Regions from separate parts of the Mus musculus genome. Here regions 2, 3 and 4 are each linked to region 1. The links are chromatin loops, found by intact Hi-C in ENCODE. Cell type or tissue: left cerebral cortex. All regions are shown on one strand.

Region 1 (2,500 bases):
CATTTTTTTTTTTTAAACCAGCAAGGATGACAGGAAATGAATGGCATCTTCAGCTTCAGTTGGGGGAAGGGCCAGCACTGTCAAGACTCACCTGGCGTACTCACGTGAATTTCTGGGCTCTGGGGTTTCCTGGGGATTAGGTCTGATTGTGTAGGGGGAGAAAATGGGTATAAAAACCAAGCGCCCCAGATTCCGATGCATGCTGTGCTACTAACTCGCTAGTGACCTTGGCCTTACCACCTCACTGGCCTCAGTTTCCCTGTCTGGAGAATGAAGCTATCAAATGAGTTTTTTTTTTTCCCGGCCCCAAGATGCTACTTCACTCTCTAATTGATCCTTGATGAGGATTCTGACCCAAGCTTTGTAGGAGCCTGGGCCTCCTCCAGGAAAAAAAAAAAAAAGCAATATGTCGGGGGGAGGGGAAATGCACCGGGAATCTATTTTGGAACCCAGTGGCGGATGGCTAAAGGGTCTCGGGGAAGGCACAATTTGGCAACCAGCTGGCTAGCTACCATTTCCATCACCCCTCTCTGGGGGTTCAGAGGCGCTGCAGCTGAGAGCTGCACACCAGCCTGGGCCGCAGAAGCTCAGACCTGGTCCACTATCTGAATCCCTCCTTGGAACCACGCAAGAGCACGGGGAGTGGCGGCCGCTCCTTCCGTGGTCCCCAACCACAAGCCCCCTCCCCTGCATTGGGGACCCCACTTCCAGTCTTTGGGGCTCCCTACGGGGGGCGTGGCGGGGGCGGACTCGGGCTCCTGGGTTCGGTGGATTGGAGGAGATGTCAATTTCGCTGCCGCCCCAGAGGGGACCCCGTACCAATGCCTCCCGGCTTCTCACACAAAGGCGCCGCACTTACCGGCCAGAGCGGGCTCCAGGCGCCGGCGGACAAGCAGGCTGGCGGGAGGATGTGAGCGCGCGAGTGTGCGTGTCTGCGTGTGTCCCTGTCTGTGTGTGACAGGGGCCGTGCGGAGCTCGGTGCGTCTGCGTGTGCGGGGGCGTCCGTCTGTCGGTCTGTCCGCGGAGCCCTCAGTCCCGCTCTCCTTGCGTGCTCCCTGCCCAATCGCCCCACCAAATGCGCCTGAACTGCAGAGTCGCGGGTGCAGCTGCCGGGTCTGCTGGGCACCCCCAGCCCGGGCTCCGCCCCGCCCCCGGACGGGCTTGCGCCGCTCCCCGGGAATTGCGCAGGGCTCGCCCGCTTGGCGGGGTGGGGGTGGGGAGCTCCAGCATCGCCTAGGGCTCTAGAGGGGCGGACCACAGACCCTTAACATGGGATCCCATCTCCAGTGCCCCCTCACCCGCCACAACTCTGTACGGAGTCCCCACAGGCGCCGCCCCCATGCCAAGGTTGCCTGGACTGAGAGGGCGGGGGAGTGGGAGCGCCGCATCCATTTCATTCATGATTTTCTTCTCTCCGGAGCCCCGGGTCGGGGCTGCGCGACTACGGCAACCGCCAGAGGGACCCCACTAGGGCTGTACACATTTTATCTGGAGCAGGACGGACAGACAGATGGATGAGGGTAGAGGCAAGCTAGACAAAGGGGTCAGAACTGGGTTGGGAGTGTTGGTGCACAGGGGGATGCTGTAGCTGGCACCTGTACCCGCGGAGCACTGCATACCCGGGAGCTCAGGACCTGTTCCAGGACTCGGAGGAGGCGCCTTACTTCCCACTCCTTCTTTTTCTGTCTCTGTAGAGCAAGAGCGGGTGGACACCTCTCTCTCCATCGGGGTTAGCTCTCCTGACTTATGCAGCGGGACAGGCACCCATCCGCTTTGCTTTCATGTGGGCGCCAGGGTTCCAAGGGCTGCCCAGTTGTGGCATTTTTTCCAATCTTACCTTCTCCGGGGCTTGTTCCTGACATTTCACCCCACTGCAGGCTCTGTGGGGGCAGAGTGGATCGCACACGCAGCAGTTTTACATGGCGAAAATGAGAAGCAGGACGCGGCTACTAAAAAGAATGGTTCCAGCCACTGCTCTCCTCTGTAGCTTAAATTTCCGCAGTAGCCTCTTTACTAGTCTTCCGTCCCTGGCCACCTGCAGCTGTTTCTTTACAGAGTACTCCGAGCGATCCTTTTGAAAAGCGCACCAGGAAAAAAAGGAAGAAAGAAAGAAATGCGCACCAGGTTGCATCTATCCTTTGTCAGAACTCCCACAGCCGATGGCCATTGCATTCACCAAAGCGCCCGTTATAGCCTGGGAGGGTCTTCATGAGCAGGCGTCCTTTAATGCTCTAACTTCACTTCCTGCCCTTCACTCCTTCCTCCCAATCTGTGGCCATAACCAAGATGGCAGCCTCTCAGGCCCCAGGACCTTCACATTGTTAATCTCTCCGCTCCAGAAAGCCATATGGCTTCCCTTTCTCCCGTTACCTCTTTAATGTGCTACTTCCATGAGGTCTTTGGTGATTCTCCTAGTTAGGATTGCAGGCCTGCTCCTCGTGTTTTCCTATGGTAGTTAAAACCTTCGTTTTTGTGTACCCAGAGGTGCTCCGGTTTCTTA
Region 2 (2,500 bases), 110 kb before region 1:
GATCTGATGCTCTCTTCTGGTGCATCTGAAGACAGCTACAGTGAATATATATCATACACACACACACACACACACATCCTCAAATTCATGTAATAAAAGACAGTGGCAACTCACAGAAAACCAATGTATACATGATATAAGTGTGCATAATGAACGCTGTATAGTTAGTATGAAAAGGTGCTTTGTCCCACACATTACTAGTTTAGGAAAGTAAAAGCACAATGAATTGTTTCTATCTCAGATTTGTGGAGGTTAAAATATCAAGCACAATTCATCACAGTGTTGGAAGAGTGAGGCAGAGCGAGTGCACACAGCAGCATCCGTCGTCTTTGGAATGATGTCAAACCTGATCGGAGGAGCTCGCTGCCTCAGACAGTAAAGGGCTTGCTTTGGGGACCCAAGTCCAATCCTTGGAACCAACCTTCAAAAGCCAGGCATGAGTGGATGGTGGCTAAAGCAGACACTTACACTGGTCAAAGTACAGAGAGGAAGTGTGGAGCCAAGAGCCATAAATGCCATATCTATACAATGCCTCCCCCCAAGGCTCAGGGACTGTCATGGTAAGAGGGGACGGGCTATAGGAGCCGGAGGTCAGGAGGACAGAGGAAACAATGCAGCAGCACCCACAAGCTCACAGCAACTGTGGTTGTCTGAACATGATCATGTCTGTTAACGTTCCAGCATAAGTAGGCGTTTTGGGGTCCCCGGCCCTAGGCTGAGGAGCTATTGACAGTTGACAGCAGCTTCTGAGGAAGGAAGGGTCAGTTTTCTTTAGGATTCTGGTCAGGTTGACCATGACCCACGAGTGTATGGCGTGTATGTACCTCCAGCATAGACTGGAGGGAAATAGAGAGATCATGAGACATGAGGCTGGGAGTGGGTGAGGAGGTGGGAGGGTGGATCTTACAGAGTTACAGAGAGGGTGGGGCGAGTAAAGGTGATTAAATTATCCACACTGTATGTGTGTATGAAACTCTCAAAGAATTAATAAAAACATGTTAAAAAAAAGAAAGACAGGTATGGCGGCTGAGTCCAGCACTGGACAGGTGGAGATAGGTGGACCCCTCAGGCTTGCTGGCTTAGCCAAATCAGTTAATCCCTGCCCAGGCCAGTGACAGATGAGGTGGACAGCAGTATCCTGAGGAATGATACCCACAGGTGACCTCTGCCCTACATCATTCACACCTGCTTATGTGCGCGCGCGCGCGCACACACACACACACACACACCACCCCAAAGCCAGAAAAATATATAGCCTTTAATTAAGGAAATTGGTGAAACCCAAAGTTTTATTCAGCAAAGTTCCTCGTCTTTATTCTCAGAGGCATACAGATAAATATTCATGCAGTCTGTACCAGACAAAAACAAAGCAGGCAACCCAGTCATCTACCCAAGGGCAGCTGGGTGAATTAGTGATGACGTACTCCACGGTAGAAGTATAATTATAGAATCCTGCCGTGCCTTAGAGAACGATGCAGACTTGGCAAGGAGTATAAGTCAAAATGGGGCAGCGCTGGCTCAGGGCACTCAACATGGAGTCAGGAGGTCATTGTTAATAAGTGCTCAGACACTTCCACATTTAAACTTTGAACTTGGCGTGACCTCCCACCCACATTCAGGCTGCTCTGTGGGCTGAGCCAGGATCATTTCCCGATGCATCTTCACTTCTCACCTATCTCGCCTATAGCCGACCCCTTACTCCCATCTGCCCAGGCACTGAGACCTGCTTAATCCCCTTCTCACAAGATAATCTCGCTTTCCCCAGAACTGGTCTTGTTCCTTGGCATCCAAAGCCATAAACACAGCTGCCACTCTGTAGGACCCTGGAGGGCACTTTTAAGGCTGCTTGAATTTGTGCTTTCCAGGATTCAAGTATCCCAGAATAAATGCAAATTTCTTAGTTTTTGAATATGTTAGTTTTAGTCTCAGTCAGCAGATCTATATGATAAAGAGGGAAGAATTCTAAGGTATTTTGGTAGTTCAAAAAGCAAGGGGCTCCCCAAGACTGTGTAGGAGATGTGCATTTTGATCTTCATGTGGGTCCCGAACAACTGCATTGGGGGCTGTCCCAAAGCTGTTGCCTACCTGTGGGATATGTTCTTCTAGCTGGGCTGCCTTGTCTGGTCTCAGTGGGAGAGGAAGTATGGGGATGCCCCCCTCAGAAGAGAAGAAGAGGGGGGTAGGGGGAAAGATTGTGGGAGGGGTGGCCAGGAGGGGGGCAGTGAATTGGATGTAAAGTGAATAAGCAAAATAAAATAATTATAAAATATAATAAAAGAAAAAATAAGGTGCAAGCTGTAGACCCCTGTACAATAGCTCTCTCTCTCTCTCTCTCTCTCTCTCTCTGTGAGAGGGGGGGGGACACATATAAAGTCAAAGAACATTTCCTAATGGGTATTTAAGATAACTTTCACCTATGGAGGGGAGCTTTTATGTGTTAATTTTAAAAAGATTTATTTTTATTTTATATGTGTGGGTGCTTTGCCTGCACATGTGTAAA
Region 3 (2,500 bases), 51 kb before region 1:
ACATGACCAAGAACACAGGTACTATGCTCTGTCTGCCCACCCCACTGTCCTCATTAGCTGCTGTCAGCCTCCTCTCTGCTCTACCATCCCATGGTGGGAAGATCCAACCTTCTTCCTCCCTGACTATCAAAGACCCATAGCATCAACATGATCCTTCCCCAGCACGAATCTGGATACCCTGCGCTGTGTTTAAGACCTGGCTTGGTCTGATGGTTCAGGCCTGTAATTCTAGCTACTTGGAAGCCTGAGGCAGAAAGATCACAATCTCAAGCCCTGCATGGTCTGCAGTGCAAGTTCTAGGCCAGCCTTGGAAACTTAGTGAGACTGTCTCAAAACAAACAAAAGAGTGAAAAAAGGGCTGGGAATGTAGTTCAGTAAGAGAGTTCTGGCCTCTAATCCCACACCAAACCAAGAAACCCTTTACTGTGGACTGAATGCGGTGGCTTCCTCCCCCAACTTCGTATGTTGAAACCTCCTTTCCATTGTGTGAGAATTTGAAGATGGGGCAGGAGTTCACCCCTTTGATGTGATTCATATCCTTAGAGACCCCAGGAAGTTTCCTCACTCCATCATCCTTCCTGCCCTGGGAGGACACAATCCAGGCAACGTGTGCTTGCATGCACAGCTGCTCCTTCTATGTATGGGAAAGCTTTTCCATTTGTCCCCTACTAGTCACCCCTTACCAGTCCTCCAGGACCCCATACAGCACTGCCAGGCACCTCACCCCAGAGCACGCCATCTGGCATACTGCCCTTCTGTATTCTTGCCTGTACTACTTGGTGTTTACCATCTTACAGGTGCTCCTTGAAGAAACAATCCAGGACACAATTATGCCCCCGGTACTCGACCCGGAACCACAAAGCAGGTGCTTGGAAACACCCTCAAACCCAGACACCCTGGTTCTTCTCTAGCCTGTCTCCTAGCCTCTCTACTTGGGAGATGGTTCCTCATGTCCTTGGGTCACTCTGCTGTGACAGCAGCTGCCCCCCCCCCCCCCGGCTTTCAAGGTTTTCAGGAAGTCTTGGTGTTAGATGCTCATATGGACACTGTCCCCATGACAGTGTGGGGGCTAAGGCACCCTGGCATCTTGCCCAGCACTGCATCCAGTGAGAGACAGAGGCGCTCAGAGGGACAAATGTCAGGCCCTGAGCTCTTTTCTGTGGCGGAACCCCATGGCTGTTAGCATCAGCATCAGGCTGTTTCTGAATTGGGCATCAGCTTCCTGGTGCTTGACTTAACTTCTCTACCTTTCTGGGTTATCACAGGGGACTTCACCTCCACAAATACATCCCACTGCTTCTCCAAACCAGAATCTTTTGATGCCCCCAAAGGAGCAGCCCTCCTCTTCTGCTTATCCCGGACACGGCACAACTTTCCAGCAGGAGGATGCCCTTTCCCCACCCTTCTGGGCTGCTTCGTGTTGCTCATATTTTGTGCATTTTCCTTTTTTTCCTGCCATTTCCTGTAACCATGACTGTGTGTCCTAAAGCAGCAAGGAGTGCCTGCCCTCTGCTGGTGGACATTTTGGGTGCATCAGACTGGAAGCCAGCACCCCAGTGGAAGGGACATTACTGTCACTCAAACTCGTAAAGGAACTCTCAGTTACGATAAGGACAATGCTGGAAGCCCTTGAAGCCTCCTTGCCCAGGTAGTGCTGGCCTTGGGAAGATGTGGAGGAGAGCTGCTATGGTCGGCAGTGCACAGAAAGGGCGTAGGGCACATGCAAGCAAGGCTTAGCGTCTGAGTCTATTGACCCTTGTTTAACAGTACGTGCTGGGAGTGCCGTGGGTCGATGTGTCACCTACAGTAGGCCTTTCAGTACTGTTTTCAGGTGGGGGTCTCAACTAAGCCTCCCCAACATCCCTTTCCTGTTTAGGTCCATGCCTCACCCTGAGGGAGATGAGTCGCAGCCGGTAGTCCTCCGTGTGGATGACTTTCTGCACGGTGATCTCCACGCCGTCATGGACCACCTGCTCTTCTGGCCAGTATTCTGTGCACTTCTGCAAGGACCAAGATCAGGCTGGGTTACATTCCCACTCCTCTTCCACATCCCTTCCTGCTCCGCTGGGGTCTACAAGGACGACAGGCTTCGTTTTAGAAGTCTGCGTCGAAATCTTGACTTCATAACTTGTGACCTACTTCTCATTTCTGAGCCTCAGTTTCTCCCATTTGAAAAATGAAAATGATACCATCTTATAGGATAATGTGTGTGTGTGTGTGTGTGTCTGTGTGCTTGTGTGTAAAGGTCAGAGTTTAACTTCAGGTGTTGTTCCTCATGGGCAGTCCACTTTGGTTTTTTGGACAGGATCTCTCGTGGGCCTGGAACTCACCATGTAAGTTCAGTGAGGCCTAGGTCTGTCTGTCTCTTGGCTTCCCGAGCACTGGGGATAAGGCTGCATGCATATACCACACCTGGACTTATTTATTGGGATAAAACTCGATTCCTCACTTGAGCTCTTTCTCTTTTTTTTTTTTTTTTTAAACAATGGAGATTCAATTA
Region 4 (2,500 bases), 170 kb before region 1:
ATATGGTCTTCATAAATCACCTTATAATATTACTTACCTTAGAAGAATTCTATGAAGAAATAAGTATACCACCACATTGAAAAAGCAATCTTATAGCTCATTCTCCTTAAGCCACATAATATTTTAAGTGTGCCTTGTATTTCTGCTTAATGAACTATCTTTTTCATTCTAATATCTCCTCAAAGTCTTTGTGCAGTAGCAGTCAAGATCCCTGCTGCAGCTGAGGTGAGACCCCCTGAGTTGAGGTTCCTCCAGCTTTATAGCTAGCAAAATCCATCTTTGTCTCTGGCATAGAACACTCACAATAACTTGTTAGAAGTGCAGACTCCTGGGGCTAGAGAGATGGCTCAGTAGTTATGCCAACTGTAACCCTGGCTCCAGGGGTATAGGGCATCTCTGGGCTTCCAGGGCACCTGCACTCATGTGCACGCGCGCGCGCGCGCACACACACACACACACACACATACACACACACACACATACACATGCATGTGCACACACATGAACACACATAGACACACATTTAATTGCAAAATGTTAAATGCAGGCAGGTAGACAGATGGTTTAGCTGTTAAGGGCAGTTGCTGTTCTTGAACAGGAACAAGGTTCAATTCCCACATAGCAGCTCAAGGCTATGTATAACTCTAATTTTAGGGGATCTGATGCCCTTGTGCCCTCCCTCTCCTACCCTTTTCTGACACCAGGCACTCTTTTTTTTTTTTTTAAAGATTTATTTATTTATTGTATGTGAGTACACTGTTGCTATCTTCAGACACACCAGAAGAAGGCATCAGATCCCATTACTGATGGTTGTGAGCCACCATGTAGTTGCTGGGAATTGAACTCAGGACCTCTGGAAGAGCAGTCAGTGCTCTTAACGGCTGAGCCATCTCTCCAGTCCCCAACACTAGGCACTCTTATGGTGCACATACAGGCAGCTCACACACATAAAATAAAGATGAGTAAATAAACAAGAGAATTTTGAAGAACTTATTTGTTGATATGAAATTGTATCTATTTGTTGGTATAGTTGATATTTTGAAATATTTATACGTTGTGGAGTGGCTAAATTGAAACAATTAGTATGAAAGATATAGACTTAGGCAAACAGAAACTCTAGGGCTAGTCTGAGAAATGTTTTGGATGCTGGGGATGGAAATCAGGTCCCCAGCTCTGTGGCAGACCTGTACTGCCAGCTGCCAGGCAGGGTGTTTCAGCTGCCTTCAAGACAATCCCGAAGGAGTGAGGTCAGGACACTGTACTATGGGGCTTTCTCCTAGGACTCTGGTTTATGAAGACCTTCCTGCCAGAGGCTGGAACATAGCTGTACTTAAGAAACTAGGCTTTGGGCTGGAGAGAGAGATGGCTCGGCAGTTAAGAGCACAGACTGCTCTTCCAGAAGTCCTGAGTTCAATTCCCAGCAACTACATGGTGGCTCCTAACCACCTGTAATGGGATCCAGTGCCCTCTTCTGGTGTGTCTGAAGACAGCTGCAGTGTACTAACATACATAAAATAATATTTAACAAAAAGAAAGGAAGAAACTAGGTCTCCTGCTCCTTACAGGGAGGGACAGCAGTACAGCTCAGGGAGACGGTGTCTGAAGTGTTTGAGGATTTGGACACCTGGAGGAAGCTCTAAGGAAGAAAGGGCTCACTCTGGACTAGTGCTATCAGAAGCAGACACGTTTCAGTGACTAACTTCCCTGTGAAGGTTGTATGTAAGATGGGTACACTTGGAAAAAGGAAGGCTATAACCAGCAATGACTGACAAAGCAGCCGGGGCAGCTGGTCTTAGCCAACAGGAACCTGTTTGGTATTTCCTTGTTCTTGGTTCAGTTGTGTCTCACTTTTCCATGGGCTCAGCGACCTTATCTGTTGTTAGTATTTTGTGGGATGGCTTCTATCCAACAGAGGAATGAACTGACCTAGCTCTGAGGCTCAGGGCAAATTCTATCAGTACTGAGCTTAGCTCTATGATAAGCAACTTGTGTGTGTGTTTGAGACCACACTGACCCAGCATACCTCTGTCCATCCTGAATGAAGCTGTTGCATTTGGCGAACCATGTTACCTCTGCATCCGTCAAGGGGGAAATCCTGAAGATCTCGTCTGGTCCTGTGGATGTGGGCCAAAATGTCTGAGCAGTCATGCAGAGGCCCCTTGAGGTCCAGGTCAGCCAGCAGGGTAGCTGAGCTTGGGGCAGCAGGGGCCAGAAAGGTTATCCTGGGGGCATTTAAGAGGAGAGACTGGTAATGTGTCATTTTGGCATTGGTGATGGACAGGCTTTGCCCCAGTGACAGTTTGTTAGCATCTTTGACCAGGAGGGCCATTTGTGATGATTTGCAAACAGTTGTTCCTGGGTCTCATTTCTGTGACAGGTAGGCCACTGGCTTGTGCCAGGGCCAGAGTCTGAGTCAATACCCCTTTCGGATCCCAGATCTCTCGTTCATGAAGAGATGGAAGGGCTTAGTCACTTCAGGCAACCCCAAAGCTTGTGTAGA

What was found. Hi-C counts contacts between places; a loop is a spot of excess contacts. Peaks named below come from ENCODE experiments on the same cell type or tissue, not always from the same donor. Only the 100,000 strongest peaks of a DNase experiment are listed, where the experiment ranks them.
Region 2: a loop joins it to region 1, with 8 times the contacts of the local background. A loop is called at or near these places in 28 of 42 quality-filtered maps.
Region 3: it touches region 1 in a loop (2.3-fold over the local background); 18 of 42 quality-filtered maps call a loop at or near these places.
Region 4: a loop joins it to region 1, with 3 times the contacts of the local background. A loop is called at or near these places in 11 of 42 quality-filtered maps.

The regions. Positions count from the first base shown.
Region 1 is chr7:47,131,419-47,133,918 of GRCm38, forward strand. Ptpn5 (protein tyrosine phosphatase, non-receptor type 5) reads right to left here and starts at 1,180. Exons shown (of 14, transcript NM_001163565.1): 1 at 860-1,180. In left cerebral cortex, a CTCF peak has its summit at 1,443; DNase peaks (open chromatin) are centred at 1,055, 1,434, 1,601 and 1,954; H3K4me3 peaks cover 2,282 bases; H3K27ac peaks cover 2,500 bases.
Region 2 is chr7:47,024,112-47,026,611 of GRCm38, forward strand. No RefSeq gene overlaps it. Among named protein-coding and RNA genes, the nearest start is that of Gm32031, 17 kb to the left of the region's middle. In left cerebral cortex, no CTCF peak of the experiment used is centred here; no DNase peak of the experiment used is centred here.
Region 3 is chr7:47,079,974-47,082,473 of GRCm38, forward strand. It overlaps Ptpn5 (protein tyrosine phosphatase, non-receptor type 5), which reads right to left. Exons shown (of 14, transcript NM_001163565.1): 11 at 1,890-2,000. Among named protein-coding and RNA genes, the nearest start is that of Mir7056, 2.0 kb to the right of the region's middle. In left cerebral cortex, a CTCF peak has its summit at 1,507 (motif pointing left); a DNase peak (open chromatin) is centred at 1,517.
Region 4 is chr7:46,959,372-46,961,871 of GRCm38, forward strand. All of the region lies in intron 1 of Gm39012 (a long non-coding RNA gene), which reads left to right. Among named protein-coding and RNA genes, the nearest start is that of Uevld, 2.1 kb to the left of the region's middle. In left cerebral cortex, a CTCF peak has its summit at 1,476 (motif pointing left); no DNase peak of the experiment used is centred here.